Linked DNA regions of Homo sapiens: region 2 is linked to region 1. A link is an interaction called in ENCODE POLR2A ChIA-PET data of the cell type or tissue named here. Cell type or tissue: Panc1. All regions are shown on one strand.

The links. Peaks named below come from ENCODE experiments on the same cell type or tissue, not always from the same donor. Only the 100,000 strongest peaks of a DNase experiment are listed, where the experiment ranks them.
Region 2: POLR2A ChIA-PET joins it to region 1 with 10 read pairs; 2 of 35 experiments call an interaction of 5 or more read pairs at or near these places.

The regions. Positions count from the first base shown.
Region 1 is chr5:58,136,364-58,144,363 of GRCh38, forward strand. No RefSeq gene overlaps it. Among named protein-coding and RNA genes, the nearest start is that of LINC02101, 18 kb to the left of the region's middle. In Panc1, no CTCF peak of the experiment used is centred here; no DNase peak of the experiment used is centred here; H3K27ac peaks cover 3,920 bases.
Region 2 is chr5:57,983,226-57,991,225 of GRCh38, forward strand. No RefSeq gene overlaps it. Among named protein-coding and RNA genes, the nearest start is that of LINC02225, 88 kb to the left of the region's middle. In Panc1, no CTCF peak of the experiment used is centred here; no DNase peak of the experiment used is centred here; H3K27ac peaks cover 2,450 bases.

The sequences.
Region 1 (8,000 bases):
CTCTTATATTTTAAGATATTCTTCTTATTATATAATGAGAAAAGTCTAGCAGAGTGAATATTATTCTCTGAGATGGAAGAGCTTACAGAAGAGCTGTACACCTCTCAGGGGCCATGTGACGTTAAAGGGTTAACTTCATGGTCTCACGACTCATAGCCACACAGGACCCCATGCTTGGGAGGGCCCACACTTGGTTTGATGTTCTGTTGTCTCAGTCTTTCCATTCTTAATAATTCATGAACCAGGTGTCCTGCATTTTCACTTGGACTGGGCACCGCAGATTATGCAGCTGGTCCTGGACATCAAGCTAAGCCCTAGGCTACAGCCTCGATAGCCTCATTTAACAAAAACTGTGTGAATGTGTATGTGTGTGTGCTCTGCAATCTTCGAAAACAGTATTAGAATCATTTCTAAAAAGGATATTTATATTTAGAAATTATAACCTTCTCAATGTACCTGATTCTTCTTGGAAGTATTTCATATCATTCTTAATCAAAATATTTTCTCTTCATCTAATTTTTACTGGGTAAAATGAAAATACATGAGAAAAATATGTAAATGAAAAACCAATTATTTTTTATTATCAGTAATTCTGAATGGCAGATAGAAATAAGTGAATAGGGATACATCTAGAATTTTCAGCTCTTAGGGCACCTGGAGGAGGAATATCTGAATATTCCCTCAGGAATATTCACAGGTCCTGGTCTGAAGTAAGAAGAGCATCAGTAATTTAAAGATTTCCTTACATTTATCACCTAAATCAACTAACATTTTACCTCAACGTCTGTCCCCAAACCAGTTTTCTTGCTCCCAATTCCCATGTTTATTTCTTGGTCTTCCATGTTTTAATTTCTCACTATGAGAATTGTTCATCATGGAAATGTTTGCATTCCCTTACTCACTTGGCCTTTGCTGGTAGTCTGGACTTAAGCAACTGTGTACTCATCTTCTCAGAGATTAATTTTGATATTCCAAGCATTTTTTAGTTTCAAATCAATTGGGATGAGTTGAATTGTGTCCTGCCCTTCAAAAATTAGATATGTTGGGCTAGACACGTGCTGTAGTTCCAGCTACTCAGGAGGCTGAGCCCAGAAGTTCAAGGCTGCAGTGTGCTATGATGGGATCTGTGAATAGCCACTGTGCTCCATCCTGGGCGACTAGCAAGACCCTGTCTCTGGCAAAAATGAAAAAATAGATATGTTGGAATCCTAAATCTCAGTACCTCAGAATGTAGCCTTATTTGCAGATATGGTCTTTACAGAGGTAATCAATTTAAAATGAGGTCTTTAGAATGGGCTGTACTCCAATATGACTGCTGTATTTATAAAAGGGGGATGTTTGAACACAGAGACAGACACGCAGAGGGACAATGAAGAAACACAAAGAGAAGATGGCTGTCTATAAGTCAAAGTGAGAGTTCTGGACCGGATTCTTCCCTCAGAGCCCTCGAAAGTAACCAATCCCACCAGCAACTTGATTTTGGACTTCTCATCTCCAGAACTGTGAGACAATTAATTTCTGTTCTTTAAGTCACCCAGTTTGTGATACTTTGTTACAACAGACCCAGCAAGCTAATGTATCAAACATATTAAAAATCTTTAAGGCATACTCTTGTGGTATCCTAAGGTGATGGTTCTTAATTATGACATCTCAACACACTGGTGTGTGAGAGCAGTGTGGGAGGTTTATTATACATCATTGTTCTCACTATTAATAGTTACAGTAAGAATATACCTTTTAAGACTTTTTTGTCTTATGTACAGGAATTGGTTAAGATTCTCTCCATAATAAAATGCATGACTCTCATTCATTTAAATTTTGATATGTTTCCTTGAAATTCATAAAATAGAAAGATAGCTAACGTGCTTGGGACAAACCACCCTGGTTAGGCCTAGTAAAATGTTTTTAGCACATGTGATTGCCATCTGTCCTGTGGGGCTGGGAAAAATATTTGCAACTGCTCTCCATAAGACCAACTATTAAACTCTAACCGCTCTCACAATAGACCCATTTTGAAAGAAGCTGCCTCACCTGCAATTCTATTTTCTAAATGATTTGTATGTTAGTCAGGACATTATTTCCCTCTTCCGTACTATCATTATGGAATTTGCACCAACACAGCTATATCTACTTGATTTTTACTAGGATGCAATAGTCAAAAAAGGAGACACTTATCCCAACCATTACTACATAACCATATTAGATTTATTTTTACTAAATTAACAAACTCAGAATCATAAAACTGGTGGTCAGACACCACCCTTTATTGTTATGTTTCCAAATGCAATAGATATCATTTTTGTCAAAATAATTAATGAACATAAAATTTTATATTTTCTCCAGGTTGATGTTGAATCACTGATAATTACTGAGATTAATCATAGCTAAATATTTAGGAACTTATCTGATTTTCAAAGGTACTTACTAGTGACATTTATGTAAATGGTAGAAAACTAAGCAAAAGTATTTCAAAGGGGGCTCTCTCCAAACGACAGTCTCTAATATAGCTTCATTACTCTTGTCTGGTGCGGAAGGTATTCCTTAGAGTTATTTTAAACAATCATTTTGCAACATCTTTTGACTTAAGACTCACATTCATAGTAACATGCAATGTTCTGAATACTCAGCACTTTTTAGTCTTTTCATCATTTTTGCAGAATACTGAATAAAAAATTGTTTCATAAAAATCTTTTACTTCAAGTATAAAACTAAAAATTATTTTAATTTTTGAATTAAAAAATATTATTTGAAGTAAAAATTGAATTTTACTTCAATGTACTTTTCAGTAACATTCATATTATATAAAAAAAATTGCAACTTTCCACATTGATCCTATAAAGGCACATAACTTAATTTTTTTGAAATTATTTCATAAAAGGTAAATTTCAGACAAACTTTTAATGACCATGTATGTTGGTTTAGTGACAGTTTATATAAAAATGTTAAACGTTAACATGTTTTAGCAATCAAAATTATACTAAACTGCTTTTGTAACAATATAAACTCTGATGTTTTTTAATTTTAGAAGCTTATATTGATGTCTTATATTTTCTAAAATGCTATGTGAGAGAGAAGGTTTTAAACTGTGAATGCAAACATTTCTTTACCAGTATCCCACTTTGATGTATCTACTCTTTATTGCCAATAAATGAAAACCCAGATTAGATATAATAATGTATTTTGCCTTTAAAAATCGTTATTTTTCGGAAGTTGTAAAACCATCTTATTATTATGCAAAATATTTTTTATTAAAGGAATACAACCTATAGATCAGGCAAAGATCACTGAGGCAAATGTGTAGAATTGTTATTGTTTATATGTTTGTCCTTAACATTCATATTCCAAGGTCAATGTTCCTGGTGCTTCCTGTCGTTCAGCGATGGTCAATTATAAGTTTAAATTAAACAATTGGTGACTATAAGGCAAGAGCATTTAGAGCTGTATGATTGGAGATGGAAGAAAAGGTGTTCAGATGAGTCATGGTTATACTCACCAGAGCTCTCCTGCCATCTTACCCTATTAAGTAGGTTACTGAAGGCTCTCATGTTGTTCTGTGTTAAAGAAAATAAATATTAAAATAATCTTAGTTACTGTAAGATTGGATTAAGACGGCTATCTTGGTGTACATGTATGTGTACCCCCCTCCTCCTCGGATGCCCTTGAAATGAGAAAAGTTATCTATATTTTTAAAAGGAAACGAACTGTTGAAAAAGGAATCTTCCTAGCAAACTGGAAGCCTTAAGAAGTTCCTGAAGTATAGAAGTCAAATAGAATTGGAATGACAGAGACACAAGACTAGAGGGCATCATCGCCCAAAACGCATACAGGAGATGACTGGCAAGCTGCTTTGGGGGGTGATCAGAATTGAAAATCAACCAGTATAAAGAGCAGGAGGGTTTTTCAGGGGCACTAGAAAAGGGTTAGCATCTGTGTGAGTCCTTGCAGAAGCAGTAGAATGTTTCCCTGTATTGAAATGGTGACCATGAGCACAGAAAATAGATCAGTGCTATAGGTAGCCAGTGATCCCAGGAAGAAATGATGCTGCCATAGCCTGAAGATGGGTCCTCAGAATATCCCAACAAGATCAGCAAGGCCACCTACCATCACCAGAGGCAAGGTCTGTAATCTGCTAGCCCTCACTGATGGACGAACAGAGCTTCTTAGATACCAACATGAAATAGCTGATGGGATTGTATCATCTTTAAAGCAGGAGATAATGGATAGTATCCAAAACTGATAAAGCAAAACCAGAGCCAAAAGCATATTATTGAAACTTGTGGTAATGAGAGCTAGGATAACTAAGTAGTCAATGACAGCAGGTGAGTCAGGAGATGGTTGCTTTTTATTCTATGAAGTTTGATCTTTGTTTTTGTTTCTCTTCTTGTTTTACAACATACATTATAGAAAACTAGTAAATTATTAGTAAGATAATTCTTTGATCTTGATGCCTATATTAAAAAATTCAATAAAAGTATTTTCACTGCAATAGCTGCACAATTTCCAAATATCTTAAAGAGGATTTTACAAAAAGTAGATGGACATATAACAACAACCACAGTACTTAGCAAGAAAGCAGATTTGAATACATTAGGAAACAATCCACATTACTACATGGGAATAAGCAATAACACAAATGTTAGTTTTTCCAAGATTAATCTTAAAAATTCACAAAAATTCCATGAAGATTTAAAAAACTGAAACCTGAGAAGGTTGTTCTTGAGTTTATCTGATAGATAGGTGGAAGAATAGCTAACTGTTTTTCCCCCAAAGGAACACAGAAAAGAACTTTCCCTACAGTGGACAAAATATAGATAAACTTGTAGAAATTATGAGAGTGATAATGACACAAAAATAGATAATAAGATCAATGGAATGGATTCCCATGACAGGCCTAAGTATGGTTATGACTTATATGATCAAAGAAGCATTTCTTCCCAATAGAGAAAAGAACCATTCTATAAATCATGCTGGGGCAATGGGCGCTCTATTGTTTAAAAAAAAATAAAAAATAAAAAACAAATTTCACTTCATGCCATACATAAATGTTTTATATTACATAGGAAACAAAAACTACTTTTACAAATAAAACTATAAAATATTAGAATACAACACGAGAATTCTTCTTTATTACTGGTTTTTGGGGGATAGGGACATAAATCACAAATATCAAAAAGAAAAACATGAAGCTGTGAACATATGCTTATGTTAAGGAAAAGGAATAAGATTAGGGTGGGAGATTACACACGCATATTCCATACATACATATTTTTGTAGTATTTGAATCTTTTACAACCATAATAAGTTTATTTATTAACTATGTTTTTATTAAATATAGAACCAGCAAAAACTCACAACTAGGAACACCTCACACTTGTCTGTATGAATACCTGGACCACACTTGAGAATCCTGATTGACAATCATTGTGTTAAGCCAGCTAAATTCCCTGCAGCAATGGGATGAGCCCTGCTCCCTGGGTAAGGCCGGTGTGGATGAAGAAGTGGTCAGAGGCTGCATAGGCTATAGTTTAACCTTGAATCACTTTATTACACATATAATGCAGAAAAGTCATCAGAAATTTGCTTGACCTAAGTAGCAAGATAGTTTTGCGAGGAAATTTTTTGTTTACTGGCATTACAGTCACATGGAATTTGAAAGTTGGTAAATTTATCTTTGGCTCTTTTCAGCTTCTTCTATTTTTTTTATTTCTCTTTCTCTCTTTTTTTTTTTTTTTTTTTTTGGAAACTTTCTTCATCCAGAATGTTCTTTCTTTACAATTTCTGAATCTTCGTTGCCCCTGTAATATTGTGACTCCTCACAACCCACAGATGACTTCAACCCAATTCTGCTTTACCTGAAGATTTCAACTTTTCCAGTCAACATTCCCTTTTTACTAGTTCTGTCTGTTCTTACTATTTTATTAAAATCTTATCTAATTGAAATATTGATAAGATGTGAAAATGGTCGCATCACCCAGTGACATTTGCATTAAAAAAGGCGTGTGTTACCCCCAGTACAATCTATAATTAATGGGCTGTGTGGCCAACTCTTGTCAAACAATGTTTCTTATTTTTCCCCCTTTTTGTCATAACAACCACAGAAAAAAATTGTCAGCACTGTTCCAACGGGCTTCTGAAAGGCCCACAACCAAGCATGCTAACTATACAGGAAGCACTTGACTGAGAGCTTAAATATTACCGTGATGACTTCACAGGGAAAAAGTGAGATTAAATTGAGTTCCATGTCATTGCTTTTTGGTCCTTTGTGACCACCCAGATGTTTGAAAACTGATCATCACTGATCAATTTTCATAGATCAAATGTTTCAACATTTGGTCTAGCAATTCTTTAGAAATCCAAGGTATGCTGACAAAATCTAGTTTGCTGAATTGGTTTTCCTCTCATCTGAAATGCCTTAACATGATCTTTTATATTGAGAAAAAGTGCTGTAGTTTGTTGAAACTCCAAATAAAACTGCGCCTTTTTTTGATATTCCTGTTCCATTCTAGGTTCCTGGTGGGAAGAGTCACATCTCATCTCAGTAGCTTTCCTTTTGTAGGGTGCTGCATCCTTCTCAAAATGGGTACATTTTCCTTGTTTGACTAGATACTGATTGTGTCCATCTTACTGACCAATTGCTGAATATTCACTTTCCCCAGAACATGGAACCTCAGCACAGCTTTTTCTCCGTCCTGCCTTTAGTTCTGGGGAGGGCTAACAATAATACATGTAAAATTCTTAGCTCACTGTCTGAAACATAACAGATGCTAAAAGATGAGTGACAGTTATTGATTCTTACTGTTCATTTTCATGCCATAATCACCACTGAAACAGCCCTTATAACGACAGTAAACATATACAGCATGTTTATAAAATGACACAACACTGCTAAGCATGTTCAAGGGGCTTAGCTTGTGACATAGATAGTACCTTAGGTTTCTCATTTCACATGTCAGAAAACTGAAGCTTTGAGAAGTTAAATAACTTATTCAAGTTCACACTGGAAGAGCTGGGATGGAAGCCAATGGTCTGCCTCCAAGCATGGACTCCACAGCATGGAATAAAATGAAGACTCCTATTATTAGCATGATGTCATTATGGTGAGGAAGGATAGAAAGCATCAGTAAAGGAGCTTAGTGTGGAACTAATTTCTCTATAAAGCATGACATTCTCTATTTGCCTTTTTCTATTTATTGTTATCAGCACTTGCCATAAAGCTGTATTTTATCTTCAATGTATCTCCTTTTCTGTTGTCTATGATTAGGAATTTTCTTAGTTTTTAAGAGTCAGAACTCAGTTTTGGGAGAGATTGGGAATTAAATAAATGAGAAATGATTTACTAGGGTCACTTGCAATGGATCACCTTTCCATAGTCTTCAAAATCACTGGTCATGTCTACTAAGAATCAAATGCAGCCTATAGACTTTCATTGCGGCCTAGATTTAGCTCCTTCTCCCCTGCTGAACTCCTTTCAATTTCCCCACTTGAAGTCATTGGTCTCATCTCTTCAACCTGATTTTTTTTTTCTGCTCAATCAGGTGCTGAATAGCTGTCTAGAAAGCCATTATCAGAGGCTTTCTCCCTCCTGCCAAGAAAAGCCTTCAATAGCAAAAAGTTCACATTGCTTCAGATTGCATGCATGCGTGACATCCATAAATCATATAGAAATAATTTGGAAACATGGCTGAGAGATGGTGCAGTGGTGGTACAACACCTTTATGAAGACTATAACATGACCACCCAAGAAAGTTATTTATTCTTGTTACTACAACTACAAGATAATATTTTTTCTGGCTTTTACAAAGTGTATCAGATGACAGGAGGAAGCCTAAGTAAAATGCTGATAACAACTGCTACACTTTTTCTCTAGCATTTATTTACTAAATCATAGATGTTCAAAATAAAAAGGATCTTGAAGGCTCGATTTGCGCATCTCCTTGTCTTAAGCATTTGTCTCCCTTAAAATAATTCCACGACCTCTTTCATTTATCTATGTCAGTATT
Region 2 (8,000 bases), 150 kb before region 1:
ATGGTAACTTGCTTCTTTCCATTATATGTCAGCTTCGCACACTAGATCTCATACCCCATGTGACCAGCGTTGATCTCTCTTTCACAGTCACTACAGAAATAGGGGTAAAGGAGATGCACCTCCCTAAGTTGCTACCAGAGGATATCTAGTTGCTAAACAATAGGCAATAAATAATGTTATTTCCCTTCTCATCACTATTACTGATCCAATTTTTATTCAGAATCCACAAATTATCACCTTAACAAGATTTCTAGCCCAAAAGCTTCACTTCCCATTATCATTGCCTAAGCACTAGGAGCAGTGGCTCTCCTTATACACCTACTGAGCAAAGGACAATGACGTTTGTCTGTGATTTTCTTATGTCTCCCCTCCTGGGTACTCTCTCTCTGTGAGGGAATATCACGTGATCTCCCTCATGGCCATCCTGGGACTCACATAAATTAAGGATTCAGTCTTGTGAATTCAACATTTGTATAGAAATATACATTCTTTCCATTGTCCCCACATTGCTCCTTCTCTATCCATGGGCCAGTGATTTGCATCCAGTATACACTTATTAACTATTGGTAGGGTTAACTATTTGCATGGTCAATAGGACATCAGGAAATCTGAGCATGGGGTAGGGGTTTTTTTATATGTATCTCTTATGAATAAAAACTATCAGCAGCATATCTTTTAGTATCATATCAGGGCATTAACCAGCCTACACAAGGATACATAATTCTAACATACATTTTTCCCTATTTAATTTTTTCTACTTTATAAAATTATTTTATATCCTTTTTAATTTTTGTCAAACTTTTTATACCAATAGTAACATTTTTATATCATTATAATTATATCTGTACTAATTATGTGATGGATCAATTTGAGATGATAATCAGGATCCATATTTAATTAAAATATTGGATATATATATACAGATGCTCCTAAACTTATGATGGGGTTACATCCTGATAAACCTATCATTAAGTTGAAATTATCTAACTTGAAATAGCTAGTAGCTAAATAATAGGTAATAAATAATGTTATTTCCCTTCTCATCACTATTACTGATCCGATTTTAATTAGAATCCACAAATTGTCACTTTACCAAAATTTCTAACCTGAGAGCTTCACTTGCCGTTGTCATCTCTTAAGCACTCAGGGCAGTGGCTTTCCTTATACACCTGCTGAGCAAAGCCTGGTGACATTTGTCTGTGATTTTCTTATGTCTTTCTATATAGAATTTCTATGGAGACTCCTAGAAAATCCCACGTACTTGTGATTTCACCTGTAAAAAGGAGAAATGAGAGACACCATTCAATTAGTTTGGTACATTCAAACTAATTGTAACACACCTAACCTACCAAACATCATAGCTTAGCCTGGCATATTTTCAACATGCTCAGAACACTTACATTAGCCTATGGTTGGGCAAAATCATCTGTCAACACAGTACACTGTAGGGTGTCGTTTGTCTACCCTCTTGATCACGTGGCTGATTGGGAGCTGTGGCTCAGTGAGAGAGTATCCTACCGCATATCGCTAGCCTGGGAAAAGATCAAAATTCAAAATTTGAAATATGGTTTCTACTGAATGCATATCACCTTTGCATCATCACAGAGTTGAAAATTCATAAGTTGTACTATCATAAGTCAGTGACCATCTGTGTATATAAAATCACATATAAAAAAAAGGAAGGAAAAAAATATATGTATGTATATGTGTGTATGTGTGTATGAATGATACAGTTTGGATTTGTGCCCCAGCCCAAGTCTCATGTTGAATTGTAATCCCCAATGTTGTAGGTGGGGCCTGGTGGGAGGTGATTGGATCATAGGGATGGATTTCCCCCTTTGGTGTCATTCTCGTGATAAAGTTCTCATGAGATCAGATTGTTTAAAAGCATGTGGCACCTCCAACCTCTCTCTCTTCTTCCTGCTTTGGCCATGTTAAGACGTGCTATTTCCCCTTCACCTTCTACCATGATTGTAAGTTTCCTGAGGCTTCCCCAGCCATACCTCCTGTACAGCCTGTGCAACTGTGAGCCAATTAAACCTCCTTTCTTTATAAATTATCCAGTCTCAGGTAGTTCTTTACAGCAGTGCCAGAACAGACTAATACAATGTATGTATAGGTATATATATACATACACACACACACACACACATATATGTACAGTATGTTTACTGGATGAGGTTGTTCAAGAAATAAAGATAGTAAAGACATTCAACTGTGTATGCAAAGCAATGAGGTTTGTTTTTGCTAATCAATGAAAAAAGAGAGCAAATTTGTCCCAAAATAGTGTCAAGTTAATCAGATAGCTATGCTACAACCATTTATCATCAGGCACCCATCCTTCTGTTGCAACCATGTAACCAAATATCCTCTCACAATCATTTTTGATTTTGCCTTCCCAAGACCAGTTTCTAAATTTAGAAAAATAAAATTTTAAAATATCCTTTGAAACTAAAATTATCTTTCAGATTTCCTAGTAGACTCCTAGAAAATCACATGGATTTGTTATTTTACCTGTAAAAAGGAGAAATGAGAGAAGCTATTCAATGTTTGGTACATTCAATATTTTTAAATTAGTTAACACTATTGTAAGAGCTATATGGGGAGATTTGTAAATCAAAGAGAAGATTGGCCTTCCGTGTGTTGATTTTTTAGAGATAAAATCACCAGCATGGCACATGTATACATATGTAACTAACCTGCACGTTGTGCACAGGTACCCTAAAACTTAAAGTATATATAAAAAAGAGATAAAATGTTACTAATATCAATGTCCCAAAGACTGTACACTTTAAGGAATAAATTGGGGGGCCTTGGTGTCTGTCTATATCCTATCTGTGATGAGATGTTCTTATCCTCAGGGGAAACATTGATCAGGCCCTGATGGGATAGCTGTGCACTGCACCCCAATTGAGCACTTTACTTTCTTCAATTTTGTTACTGATTACTGTAATAAATTCATGACAGCCCTTCAGTTTCATCAACAGACGGTTTCTGAGTTATCTGATGCTTGCCTGAAGTCTCTGCTATACACTTCAAGTTACAGTCTGTTTCTTCAATAAAGTGGGATGGTCTCAGAACCTTGCGAAAAGGACCATAACTGATATTCCTAACTATTGATATTTCAACAAAAAATATGTGGGTGCAAGCTTCAGTGCTTAAAGCTGAAATAATTTAGACAGCTTTCTGACCATAGCAAACTGAGTCTTTTCAGTCCAATGAAATGATTTTATTAAAAGAGATTGCTGACTGAAACTCTAGCAGAAATAATAATTACTTAAGGAAAAGTGAATGAACTGATAAAGAAAAATTACCTGTGATTTTTTTTTAAATATCATGGATATTGTTTTAATGCTCTTTTTTCTGATTGGTATATAAGGGGGCTTTTCTCTTTATTTATTGTGAATCCTCAATTTAGTAGACTGTGCCTTTGTAACTAAAGCAAAACTTTAATTGGTATCTGATTCTCATTGATTCCTCAGAATTCTGAAAAAATACTTTTACTGGGCCTCATTACTTTTCATGGTAATAAATTTATTTGCATAGGTTCAATAAAAATCTGTTCTCTTACTTAACAAGATATAAATAGACAAATCTGAGATAGGAGGCCAGACTTGACTCAGGAGACAGGACTTGACTCTGGAGGCAGAGCTCAGACACTGGACCAAATTCAGGACTAGCTAAAACAGGGAGAGGTAGAAGCAGCTTTCCACCAACAACACCCACCAGTGTGCCATGCCAGTTTACCATTGCCATGGCAACACCAGGGAGTTACTGCCTCTTTCCATGGCAATGACTTGATGACTCAAAAGTTACTCCCCCTTCCCTAGAAATTTCTGCACAAGCTGCTCCTTAATCTACATATAATTAAAAGTAGGAATAAATATGACTGCAAAACTGCCCTGAGCTGCTGCTCTCTGCCTGTGGGGTAGCCTTGCTCTGCAGGAGCACTCATGGAGCTGTAACACTGCTACTTCAATAGAGCTATTTTTTTTTCTGCCTCTGGCTTGCCCTTGAATTCTTTCTTGGGCAAAGCTAAGAAGTGTTATGGGCTAAGCCCCACTTTGGGGCTCACTTGTCCTGCATCAAATTGATTTTGCAACAAACTCCATGGTTGGTGTGTCAGTCGTATAAAGAGTAATGCTCATTTAATCAGCTATGACAAGCCTACCACTAAGGTACAAGGATTGATTTGATATATGAAGTTAATGCCTGCAAAATCCTCCCAGGAAAGCCAGGTTGGTCTCTGTCTTTCTTACAGGGTTCCAGCTTCACAGCTGATTAAAAAAAAAAAAATCACTCCCTAGCAGACCAGGGACCTTAGTTTACTTTAAGTAGATTGAAGGGAGAGAAATTCACTTACATTTATGAATAAAGCAGGTGAGGAAGTTTCTTGGGCTATGGTTCCTATCCCTAGGTAGAAGAATAAATAATTGGAAGCATTTATAAGTCAAATCTAAGAGTTTTTATAAAAATTTCCAGGCAGAAGCTAATCACTGGTTCAGTGTTGCTCAATGCCAAATAGCTCTAGATTTACTGAGCAAACTCAAGGAGGCTAACAAAAGTAATTAACTCCTCTTGTTCTACATATGTAAGTAATCAGGCCAAAATATGAGACTAGCCTTATTTAGTTAATCAAGAATATTTTTGCAGATTATTTGCAACCAAAACGGGAGACTTAAAAAAATAGTATCTAAAATCTAAAAATAAGTAAAAAGTTGGGGAAGGCATGTCCTTTCAATATCACTTGGGTGCTGTTTAACAAGACTACTGGATGATTTATTTAATTCTCTAGGAGGGTGTATATGTTTAATTTGTTATTCACCATTTAGTTTTCATCCAGACATATGTTAATTTGTGTACTTCTATTCAGTTGAAAAGATAACCTCAAATTTTGTGCTGTCATTGCCCTACAGGACATTAAGTAGTTTTTAAAATTTAACCCAGAAATCTTATTCTAACCTGCCTTTCCTCCCTCCCTCCTTCCTTTCCTTCCTCACTCTCTCCCTTCTTCCTTCTTTTTTTTTTTTGTTTTTATTTAATGCTTGTAAGTATCCAGTTTCTCAAATGTTTTTGAAACTAGCTTTATCATCTCACTAGTTTTTTTTTTTTTTTTTTTTTTTGAGACGGAGTCTTGCTCTGTCACCCAGGCTGGAGTGCAGTGGTGCCATCTCGGCTCACTGCAAACTCCGCCTCCCAGGTTCATTCCATTCTTCTGCCTCAGCCTCCCGAGTAGCTGGAACTACAGGCACTCGCCACCAGGCATGGCTAATTTTTTGTATTTTTAGTAGAGACGGGGTTTCACCCACCGTGTTAGCCACGATGGTCTTGATCTCCTGACCTCGCGATCCGCCTGCCTCAGCCTCCCAAAGTGCTGGAACTACAGGCGTGAGGAACCACGCCCGGCCACTAGTTTCCTCTTTATTAACTTAAACATTTAAAAATATGCAACATTTATATCTATATGAATTAATTATTTGAGCTTCTGTAAATTATACTTTGATACCATTAGATCACACCATATAAGAATCTGTTTATTTTGGCTATGAGCACAGCCTCTTCTGCATTTCTTCTGTAGATAAAAATATAAGCTTTTACTTATGTGTGTATAATAACATTGCTCTCCTGCTTCTAAAAAGGAATTGAAGTAGCTTACATTTAAAGTAACAGTGTGGCACGTTTGAACCCATGTGGAATCCTCTGCTGGATTTGAAAAATGTCTGAGCAAGTTTGACAAATGAGTGGGAGATACTCATCAGAATACCATTTTCCTGATGATCTGTGAAGTGTTTTGGCACCTAGTGCATTCTAGAGAACAGAATGCCCATTTGGTGTTATCATTTTGGAATATCAGTTTTTTTCAATGGTGGCATCTGCAGTGGTACCCAACAGAGTGTGTGGTACCCAGTAGGAGCTGGTGATACCCAGAAGGAGAGAGTAGCATCTGCTAGAGTGGCAGTGGTGCCTAAAACAGTGATGATACCCAACACAGCAGAACAGCCTTTGGAGGAGACAGCTGCTGTATTGGCAAATGGAAGCAGTTCAGAAAGGAATTAAGCAAATGTAGTCCAAGTGCATTGCTTATTAGAACTTGCTAGAAAAAAAAAAGAATTTGACATCAATATTACTTTAATGATGTCTCTTGAATATTATTAATCTGAAATCCATTTTTGATAGGAACTCCCTGGAGAATGACTGAAAGGCAGCTTTTTTGAGTTTTATTGTTCATTGTAAAGACATTTGCATGCTCTCAATAGAGAGGTAGTAATGTTGTTATTCTGTTAAGGAAATTAAGGAGTCTTAATGTTTTCACCTAAACAGAGCACAAACCTCTTCCCACGGAAGGTGAGTCATAGTGTACCCAGAGGCAGAACCAACAAAGCCTTCAGAAAAGAGACTCAAATCTGATCCAAAGTGCAAACGAGTGAAGCTGGGAACAGTCTACTATCAGCGGTTTAGAAATCACTTGATAATTAAGATGTGTACAATAGATATTTTATTCTCTTCTTTCTTTTCTCATTTTAGCAGATTGGTGATAATAAAGAAGTTCACCGGCCTATTCAATTAATCTAAAAGACAGTCTGTATTACCTGAAAGAAAATTAGATAAGTGTAGCAAATAGTAGAAAATGTGTTATTAATACTATTCTGGGAATGCAATGGATTTAAAGCATTGTCAATGACAGTGAGAATACATATAGCTACTGTGGTAAGTGCAGGGTGTTTGTTAAATGAAAGTTACTAAATAACATCCAGCATTGAGTCAATTGGTTACGGTTCTAAGAATCCCTGTTGTTTTTCTCTTATAACAATTGTGAGACTATTGAGAGCAAAATGGAAACTGAGTTAAGTAATAATAACTGAATGAGAATCCAGTGTTGTAAGCATCCTTTGATTGAAAGGAGGCACTATCGATTTCATTGCTTTTAAAACCCAAATTCTGCTTCTGAGAAAAATCTGACTTTTGAATTACCTCACGTTACTAAGGCATGTAGTCAGTAATGGAGCTAAACTATGTTGGATTTTGGGGACTAGAGCTGTGATCTAACTAATGATGCAGGGAAAATAGCAAGCTAAAATTTATTTTTCTTGCTAAACATGTTGCTGTTTAAGAAGGCCATGCCCTTCATGACTAAGAAAAGATTTTGTTAGAAGTGAGAAAAAAGAAAAGGATGATCTTGGAAGAAACTGTCAATTTGCTGTTCACTTCGATAGTAACTGGAGCATTTTATTATGACTTAAACTCGATGTCATGAAAGGGAGATTAGGGAGAAATTTCTGAAAAATATTTTAACACACCCATATCTTAAAACATTCTTTTGGGCTTGTGTAGTATTCAAAGTATTTGCATAAAATGGAAATGCAGGTTTTGTAGAGTTCATTAATCGTAGTATAATTAATGAGGGTGTTAGGGGTCTTGAGAGAGCTGGTCCATTTCTTCTACAGAAAGATAAGCAAACTGTAAAGAAAAGATGTACTTGACCTGCAGGGATGCAGTTACGGAGCAGGAGGGGAGCCTAGGTCTCTGGATTTGTGGATGATGTTCTTTCATAGACTGCAGTGCAGTACCAGAGGAAGCTGTATTGGAACCTTGAAACAGTCCAGGGCAACATTTCTCTTTCTCCTCTCTAATCACCCAGGATATATTGAATCTTTCTTGTTTTGATCAGTTTTGTGTGGTAGATTTGATGATTCCTGTGTCTATACAGGTTCTTGCTACTACAAGGGACAAGATTCGGCTATCTGTCAGTTGGAGAAATGTCTTTGACTTTTTCTAACTGTTAATTTCTTTCATCCTTTCCCTCTAAGTCTAACAAAATGTATTCAATGTTTACTACATATTTTAATTCAAACTTTCATTAAAGTACTAAATGATAAAGGGAAAATCATTTTATCATGAGTTCCAGGTCAAATCAGTCAGTGTTCACTGGATGTAAATTCAGACTGATTCTCAGCAGCAGATGATCTAAGTAAGAAAAAATACTTTCATATCGATTAGTG